3 separate regions of the Homo sapiens genome follow, and all the other regions are linked to region 2. The links are chromatin loops, found by intact Hi-C in ENCODE. Cell type or tissue: heart right ventricle. All regions are shown on one strand.

What was found. Hi-C counts contacts between places; a loop is a spot of excess contacts. Peaks named below come from ENCODE experiments on the same cell type or tissue, not always from the same donor. Only the 100,000 strongest peaks of a DNase experiment are listed, where the experiment ranks them.
Region 1: a loop joins it to region 2, with 5 times the contacts of the local background. A loop is called at or near these places in 46 of 110 quality-filtered maps.
Region 3: a loop joins it to region 2, with 15 times the contacts of the local background. A loop is called at or near these places in 44 of 110 quality-filtered maps.

Annotation. Positions count from the first base shown.
Region 1 is chr21:34,581,833-34,584,332 of GRCh38, reverse strand. All of the region lies in intron 1 of RCAN1 (regulator of calcineurin 1), which reads left to right. Among named protein-coding and RNA genes, the nearest start is that of RCAN1, 32 kb to the left of the region's middle. RefSeq lists enhancers at 1,214-1,714, 1,715-2,215. In heart right ventricle, a CTCF peak has its summit at 1,350; DNase peaks (open chromatin) are centred at 204, 1,457 and 1,622; H3K27ac peaks cover 2,500 bases.
Region 2 is chr21:34,509,484-34,511,983 of GRCh38, reverse strand. KCNE1 (potassium voltage-gated channel subfamily E regulatory subunit 1) reads left to right here. Exons shown (of 4, transcript NM_000219.6): 2 at 669-883. Among named protein-coding and RNA genes, the nearest start is that of KCNE1, 1.5 kb to the left of the region's middle. In heart right ventricle, a CTCF peak has its summit at 1,267 (motif pointing left); a DNase peak (open chromatin) is centred at 1,243; H3K27ac peaks cover 610 bases.
Region 3 is chr21:34,601,858-34,604,357 of GRCh38, reverse strand. All of the region lies in intron 1 of RCAN1 (regulator of calcineurin 1), which reads left to right. Among named protein-coding and RNA genes, the nearest start is that of RCAN1, 12 kb to the left of the region's middle. In heart right ventricle, CTCF peaks have their summits at 913 and 1,134 (motif pointing right); a DNase peak (open chromatin) is centred at 1,127; H3K27ac peaks cover 1,180 bases.

The DNA.
Region 1 (2,500 bases), 72 kb before region 2:
ATCATTTTGCTTTGAAGTTGTTTGGTGAATGCATTCTGAATGAGACAGTTTGGCTATTTCTAGCACAATTGAGTTTCTGATTTCCCTTTGGATTCTTAATATCTTTTGAGGGCCAGGGAGGGATATTAATAGAGATTACTTGAAATAAGCTGTGAGATTTTTCTGCGTCTAGAATACAGGCAACAAATTGTTGCACGATGACAGCAGCAGGCTGTGATTGTTCCAGGCTGTCCTTGGCCAGTCCTATCTTCAGGAATCCAAGTAGGAGCAGGAACAACCATTCCCTTATTCCATTCAGGAGGAGGCTCAAAGAAAAGTTGTTCCAAGTTAATTGGGAGTAAACAGAAACTCATAGTTAGACTTTATGATTATAATCAATAACAAATATGTGTGTATGTGTGTGTAATAATAAATTGTGTGTGTGTGTATGTGTGTGTGTGTGATATAGGAGGGTGTAGTTTTTTCAGTGGTCAGCCTTCAGGTCTCTGCAGTGGCTGATATGGTCATGGGGTCTCTAACTTGTGGTTAACTTTGTCAACTCATAGCAATTCAAAGCAAAATTGAGGCTATCTCTATCAGTGTGCTAGGGCAGCTCTAACATAATACCACAGATTGGGGGCTTAAACGACAGACCTTTTTTCTCTCACAGTTCTGGAGGCTGGAAGTCCGAGATCATGGTGCCGGCAGCTTTGGCTCCTCCTGAGGCCTCTCTCCTTGGCTTGTAGACGGCTGCCTTCTCCCTGTGTCCTCACATGGTCTTCCCTCTGTGCACGCACATGCCTAGTGTCCCTTTATGTGTCCACATTCTCTCCTCTTACAAAGACACCGATCAGATTAGATTGGGGCCCCACCCTCATGACCTCATTTTAACTTAATTGCCTCTTTAAAGGCCCTATCTCCAGCTGAGGTGGGTGGATCACCTGAGGCCAGGCGTTTGAGACCAGCCTGACCAACATGGTGAAACCCTGTCTCTACTAAAAATACAAAATTAGCCAGGCATGGTGGCACCTAACTGTAATCCCAGCTACTTGGGAGGCTGAGGAAGGAGAATCGCTGAACCCAGGAGGCAGAGGTTGCAGTGAGCTGAGATTGCACCACTGCACTCTAGCCTGGGCGACAAGAGTGAAACTGTCTCAAAAAAAAAAAAAAAAAAAGGCCCTATCGCCAACTGTGTAGTCCAGTTCTACGGTACTGATGGTTAGGGCTTCAACACATAAACTTGTGGGGAGTGAAGGACATGAACATAGTTCAGTCCATAATGCTGTTAGAGCCAGCTGAGCTCTCTCAGTTATATTCAGAGTGTCTGCAGGAATTTATTAGCCAACACTGTTGTTCCTAAAACAACCAGCAAGAGGCTCTCTCTCTCTCTCTGACACTCTTTAGAATGGCATCAGCCTCCATCTCCACACCGCACAGCCAACCCAGCAGCCAGTCCTGGGTGCCTCTTCAGATGATGTTCTGGGCTCCTCTGCTTTTTACCCTCCCTCTCTCACCCCTGTCTAAACCAGTGTCCTCCCCTGCCTGTGTTATCGCGGAAGCCTCCCCATTCTTGCTTCCCTCTTGTCACTCTGGAGCTCTGCCTCTCAATGGAGCAGCCAGTGGTGTTTTGAAAACATGAATCAAACCTGGCCACTCTCTTGCTCTGAGTCCTCTGAGCACATTTAGCGCGGGCTCCAGATGCTTGCCTGGGCATGTGAGGACGTGGCCCGCTCTGCCCTCTCCAGATTCAGCTCCTCCTCGCGTCTCCAATACCACAGCTGGGCTACTCTGGCCTTGCTGCTACTGCTCCCATGTGCCAAGTGTGGTCCCTTCCTCAAAGCCTGGAATTCCCGGAAGGTTCTTCCCCCAGATACCCACATGGCTTACTCCCTCACTCCTCCCAGGTCGCTGCCCAGATGCTCCTTCCTCAGAAATGTCTTCCCGAGCCCCTAGCTAAGCGAGCGCACCATTCCCCCCACCCCAGACCATCTGTCCTCAAAGTGTCTTCATAGCACTGGTCACTCCCCAACATCAGGGTATATAATTGCCTGTTGTCTGTGTTTGCTAGAACGTCAGCTTCACGAAGGCTTTTGTCTCATTTACCACTAGGTGCCCAGTACCTTAGGAGCTTGGAAGTTCTTAGTACCTAAGAATAGCACTTGCTTCATGAATATGTATTAAATTGATAAATGACATTCTGTGGCTCAAGTGAGTCCGTGGTGTCAAAGGTTATGCTGGGCAGACTGCCTTTGGTAATGAGCATAGACCCCTCTTTAGGTCCAAAGCAACCCCCGGGAGAAACTTGCATCTTCCCCTACCTCGTGCCCAGAATACACCTTGCCTTGGATGATGAGTTGAGAAGCTACCCACAAGGGTAGATGACTCGTCTGGCTTGAAAGAGATCGGCCCTGTTGGCATTTTGATAGCAAATTTAGAGTTGGGAGGTCACTAACAAGGCTAGTCCCCAATTCTGCGACCTAAATGGAGAGGCAGTTGCTTTGCAAGAGTACTGTAGAGCCCG
Region 2 (2,500 bases):
ATGGTGATGGCTGTCCACCCTGGTCAGGGGAATTCTAGGTTCAGGCCATGCGGCAAGGTCACCTTGAGGGACATGCTTTGCTCTAAGCTCAGCTTAAGTGTGTCTGAACCCCCCTCACTTCTTCCAACTGCAGAAGCACATGGAGAAGGGGGAGAAAGGGTTGCCCACCTCCTAAAATGAGGGCAGCGTGGTGAAGAGCCCCATCATGCCCCACCAAGGTCCTGTGTGCAGGGCAGGGCAGTGCCTATCCAGAAGGCCAGACCTCTAACTGCTGCTCTGTAGGACGTCCGGGCCTCACATGCAGGCTCCTATAAGCTGGCTGTCTTGGCAAGAGGGCCCTGGTACAGCACTGTGTTCATCACAGAAAACCACACCGTACATAATTTGTAACAGACAGAAATGCATTTGGCTCATGGTTCTGGAGACTGGGAACCCAGGATGGAGGGGCCACATCTGGCAAGGGCCTTCTTGCCATGACATGGTGGAAGGTATCACAAGGTTGGGGAAGGAGGGGTGGGCGGGGCGGGAAGAGAGAGAGAGAGAACAAGAGAGAGAGAATCCATTCATAAGGGTGGAGCCCTCATGACTAAACACCTCCCATTAGGTCCCACCTCCCAACACTGTTGCTTTGGGGATTAAGTTTCCAGCTGGCTTTTTTCAAACCTTAGCAACCACCAAACAGACAAGCCCTTCGGCCTGTCCTGGAGGGCGTTGAATGGCATGGCCTGGAGCTCAACCAGGAGAACCGTGCTCAGGAGGAAGAGACCAGAAGGATAACTCAAAAAGTTCTGAGAAGTTCCTAAGACCACCTGAAGAGAAGGAGCCTGCTGCCAATGGTGTGGACACCGCAGTGTGCTTGAGGAGACTTCAGAAACGAGAACTGGTAGGAGAAGGGGGTTGCACAGACCCTTTCCTCAGTTAGGCACCCTCTGCTCCCACCCTCATGCCCACCCTGACATCAGGCTAAGGGAGAGGCGCTCATCCATTGACAGGTGCCAGGCTGTCCTGGGCCTGGCAAACCCTGGCCTTGTACACCCACTCTCCACACGTCTGCCCCCACCCTCCCAGGGGCAGGGCCGGGCTTCCCTGCAGAGACACAGGGCAAAGAGGGAGAGAGAAGGCCTCAGGCCAGGGCATGGCCTAGTGCCTCCCAGCGCCAGGTCCTGACAGCCTGAGAGAGCTGGAATCAAGGAAGGTGATCCTGGGCCCCAGACAGACGTCAGTGAGCTTCAGCCTCTGGTGGCTGCACACCAGCCAGGGCAGCAGCGCCCCCTCCTGCCTGTGTTCAGCTGTGTGGGCTGCAAGAGGACTAAGGAGAGTTTCAAGGAGGCAGGCAGTGGGGGAGGAAGTGTCCCAGGTAGAGGCTGAAGCTTTAAGGAGGATGGGAGGGGAGGCTTCACCCGGAAGGAGCTTTTGGAGCAAGGGCCTGAAGGAAATTGGGGAGAGAGCCTGAGTATCTTTGGTAACTGGGAAGAGAGCATTCCAAGCAAAGGGAAAAGAAGAGAGGCTGTCAGACAAGTGTGCACCCACCATGTCTGGGCACATCGAGAAGGACCCTGTGGCTGGAGGGGAGGAAGGAGGGGAGAATGGAAAGTGAGACCAGAGGTGACCTGACCAGGGCCTTCGGAGCCCCGGTGAGGGGCTCAGCGGGTGGGTGTCATGGGTGTGAAGAGGTAGGTCCCTCATCACCAGTCAGCAAAGCGTTCCCTGGGCTCAGCTGAAGTCCTGCTGGAGTGTGTGCCCCCTGGACTGGAGGGGATGGGATTGGTGGGAATAAAGTTGTGAGTTTGGAGTTGTGGTGAGCAGAGCACGAAGTGAGCCCCCAGCACTGCCACTTCCGCGTGAGGGGTGAACTGGCCCTGCACTCTCTCCCCTTGAGTGTGGGCAGGACAACCCTCTCTGCCTACAACGGCTCAGCACTCGTACTACTGTGGGACAGTGCTTCTGTGATTACGTTCCTTTATAGGAAAAATTGATTTTGCAGATGTAGGTAAGATCTGGACTCGTTTGACTTTGAGTTTATCAAGAAGGATGATTGACAGACACAGTGGCTACTTGAGAGTGGAGGGTGGGAGGAGAAAGAGGATCAGAAAAAAATAACTACTGGGTACTAGGTTTAGTACCTGGGTGACGAAATAATCTGTACAACAAACCCCCATGACACAAGTTTACCCCAATAATGAACCTGCACATGTACTCCTGAACCTAAAATAAAAGTTGAAAAAGGGGCCAGGCGTGGTGGCTCACGCCTGTAATCCCAGCACTTTGGGAGAGGCCGAGGCGGGCGGATCACGAGGTCAGGAGATCGAGACCATCCTGGCTAATGTGGTGAAACCCTGTCTCTACTAAAATTACAAAAAATTAGCCAGGCATGGTGGCAGGCACCTGTAGTCCCAGCTACTGGGGAGGCTGAGGCAGGAGAATGTCATGAACCTGGGAGGCGGAGCTTGCAGTGAGCTGAGACTGGGCCACTACACTCCAGCCTGGGTGACAGAGCGAG
Region 3 (2,500 bases), 92 kb before region 2:
GAGTTGAAGACCAGCCTGGCCAACGTGGCAAAACCCCATCTCTATTAAAAAATACAAAAATTAGCCGGGCGTAGTGGTGGGCGCCTGTAATCCTAGCTACTCGGGAGGCTGAGGCAGGAGAATCGCTTGAACCCGGGAGGCGGAGGTTGCAATGAGCCAAGGTTGTGCCACTGTACTTCAGTCTGGGCAACAGAGCTGTGTCTCAAAAAGAAAAAAGAAGTGACCCCAAGACGGATTCTGTCCAGTTACTGCTTGAAGATTTGCCAAAAATAGCCTCACAAGGCCAGATCACTTGAGTAAAATGTTTCTCAAAACATCTGCCAACATTGAAGACTTTTCCAAATGTCATGATGGCAATTATTGATTGATAAGGTGACATGTCTCATCCACTTTGTCCATCCTGGCTTATGCCTGTCATCCAAGTGAAATCATTAGTAGCACCCTCTCCCACTCTGAAGCTTGAGTGATAAATTATAATTATAGGTCCTCTATTCACTTAGCACTTACAATCAATTATACTTACAATCAATTATAGGTCTCCTATTTACTTAGCACTTACCACTTGTGCCAGATATTTTAGGTACATCATCTCTTTGAATCCTTCTTACAGCCTTCTAAGATATATACTATTATTTCCCCATTTCATAGATGAAGGAGACTTCTTCACCCTTTATAAAAATAATAAGCACTGTGGAATCCCGGGGTAACTGGATATCCGACTCTGGGGTTCTCGAAGTCCTGGGACCAGAAGGTTCTTCCAAGGCTGTGCCTTTCATCTCTTCAGTGAGAAATTCGTGCTGAGAAGGGTGACGAAATTTCCTCAAGGGTGCTCAATAGATACTAGCAAAACTCAAAAGCAGGTCTTTTTTTCTTGCAGCCTGCTGGTTTTACTCTGCCCACTTAATTCTCCAACGAATAATGTTCTCCCCTTTCCCAGCGCCATCCAAAAGAACCCGGAGCATACAAACCGGGGGACTTCGGGAGTCCAAGCCAGCTGGAACCCGGTAATATTGCCAGGGAAGGCTGTCCCCAGGCCGCAGGTAGGGAGAAGCAGTCTCCAGCTTGTGGAGGGGCCGGAGAGCTTTGCACCGAGGGCCTGTCCAATGCTGTTCAAAGACCAGCGGTCGCCGCCGGGGGGCAGTAACTTCATGTGTGTGCTGCAGTGGAGCTTGCTGGTTGACTTACACTTTATTTCAGGCATCAAAGGCAAAGTGCACTTTCAGAAGGGAGAAGTCATGCCTTGTGCTGCAGAGAAGCTATTATTATAAAGATAAGTGTGTAATTGAACCTTTCAAGTGGAGAGACACCCCTCTCCCTCCAGCAGAAACTGTGCAGGTGAGAAAGCCGCTTCCTGAGTGGACCTATTCCCTGCTGCTGGGAGATGCTGCCCGCTTTGTTTAGAATACAAATAGGGGAACGTGCTCACCTGAAGGGGAGACTTTTGAAAGGAATGACCCTCCTCCTGAAGATGACTGAAATTATCAGCATTATTATGAAAAGAATATGAAATATGAAAATATCAGCATAAAGAAATACAGAGAGAGAACTCAGATGAAAACATTTTATTTCAGAGATAATGGGAATTTTCTGAGCTGGCTTCAGGTATTAGGTTACTCAGTAGATTAAGAAGGAAAAGCTTTTGCTGGTAGGCAGGTCACCCGGATGATTCCAGAATTACCACCACTCTAGTCAAGTAGTGACAGTGTTCTGGGCTGGAGTCACGATTCTGGGGAATTTGTACAGCTTCCCTCACATGCATCCCAACCTGTAGATCTCAGGTGGTCTGGTCCGCAATCAGTAAAACTGCTGTGCAGCCCCTCAAAACAGACCACCCTTCAGAAAAATTCACTGTGTTACAGTTCATGAACTGCCTGGAAACACCTGCAGGTGTTTGGAAAGTGATTCAGGGTTCATTTGTATTGGTATCTCTTTCTAGAATAGCTAAATTCAAGATGTATCTTTCAAACTAGACACAGGGTGAAATGGGGTGCGGGTATAGAGCTTGTTGGTTGTGGGGGTGACTTCCTGCATTTAGTGAAAGGGGTGGTTATGCAGAGGCAGCACAGAGCATTCTGTGTTGCATTTGTGGCTTGGAATGAAGTGGACCCAGCTGGCTGCCTTCGGGGCTGTGCCTGAGATTCTGAGCATCTTCAGCTTTGTGTCTGTAAAGAGGTCTAGATGGTGGCTTACTAGGATGCTGTGAGAATTGCATGTAGCATGGTAACGTTTGTGATCGTATCAAGGACAGGAGATACTCAGAAAATATTTATTTAGTCTTTATGAAGGATCTTGTTTTAATGTCAATGAATATGTTGTTACCAGTTTTATATTAGGTCAATGTTTAATTTTTTGCTTATTTTTCTGTGCATCTATTTTCTTTAGGTGCAGGTTTTGTTGCTGCTTATTAATCTTAGTAATTTTCATGGCTCAGCTGAGAGTGCAGTGAGTGTGAAGGTGTCTATACCTACACATGTGATCACTGTTATCTCTGAATCCTGAA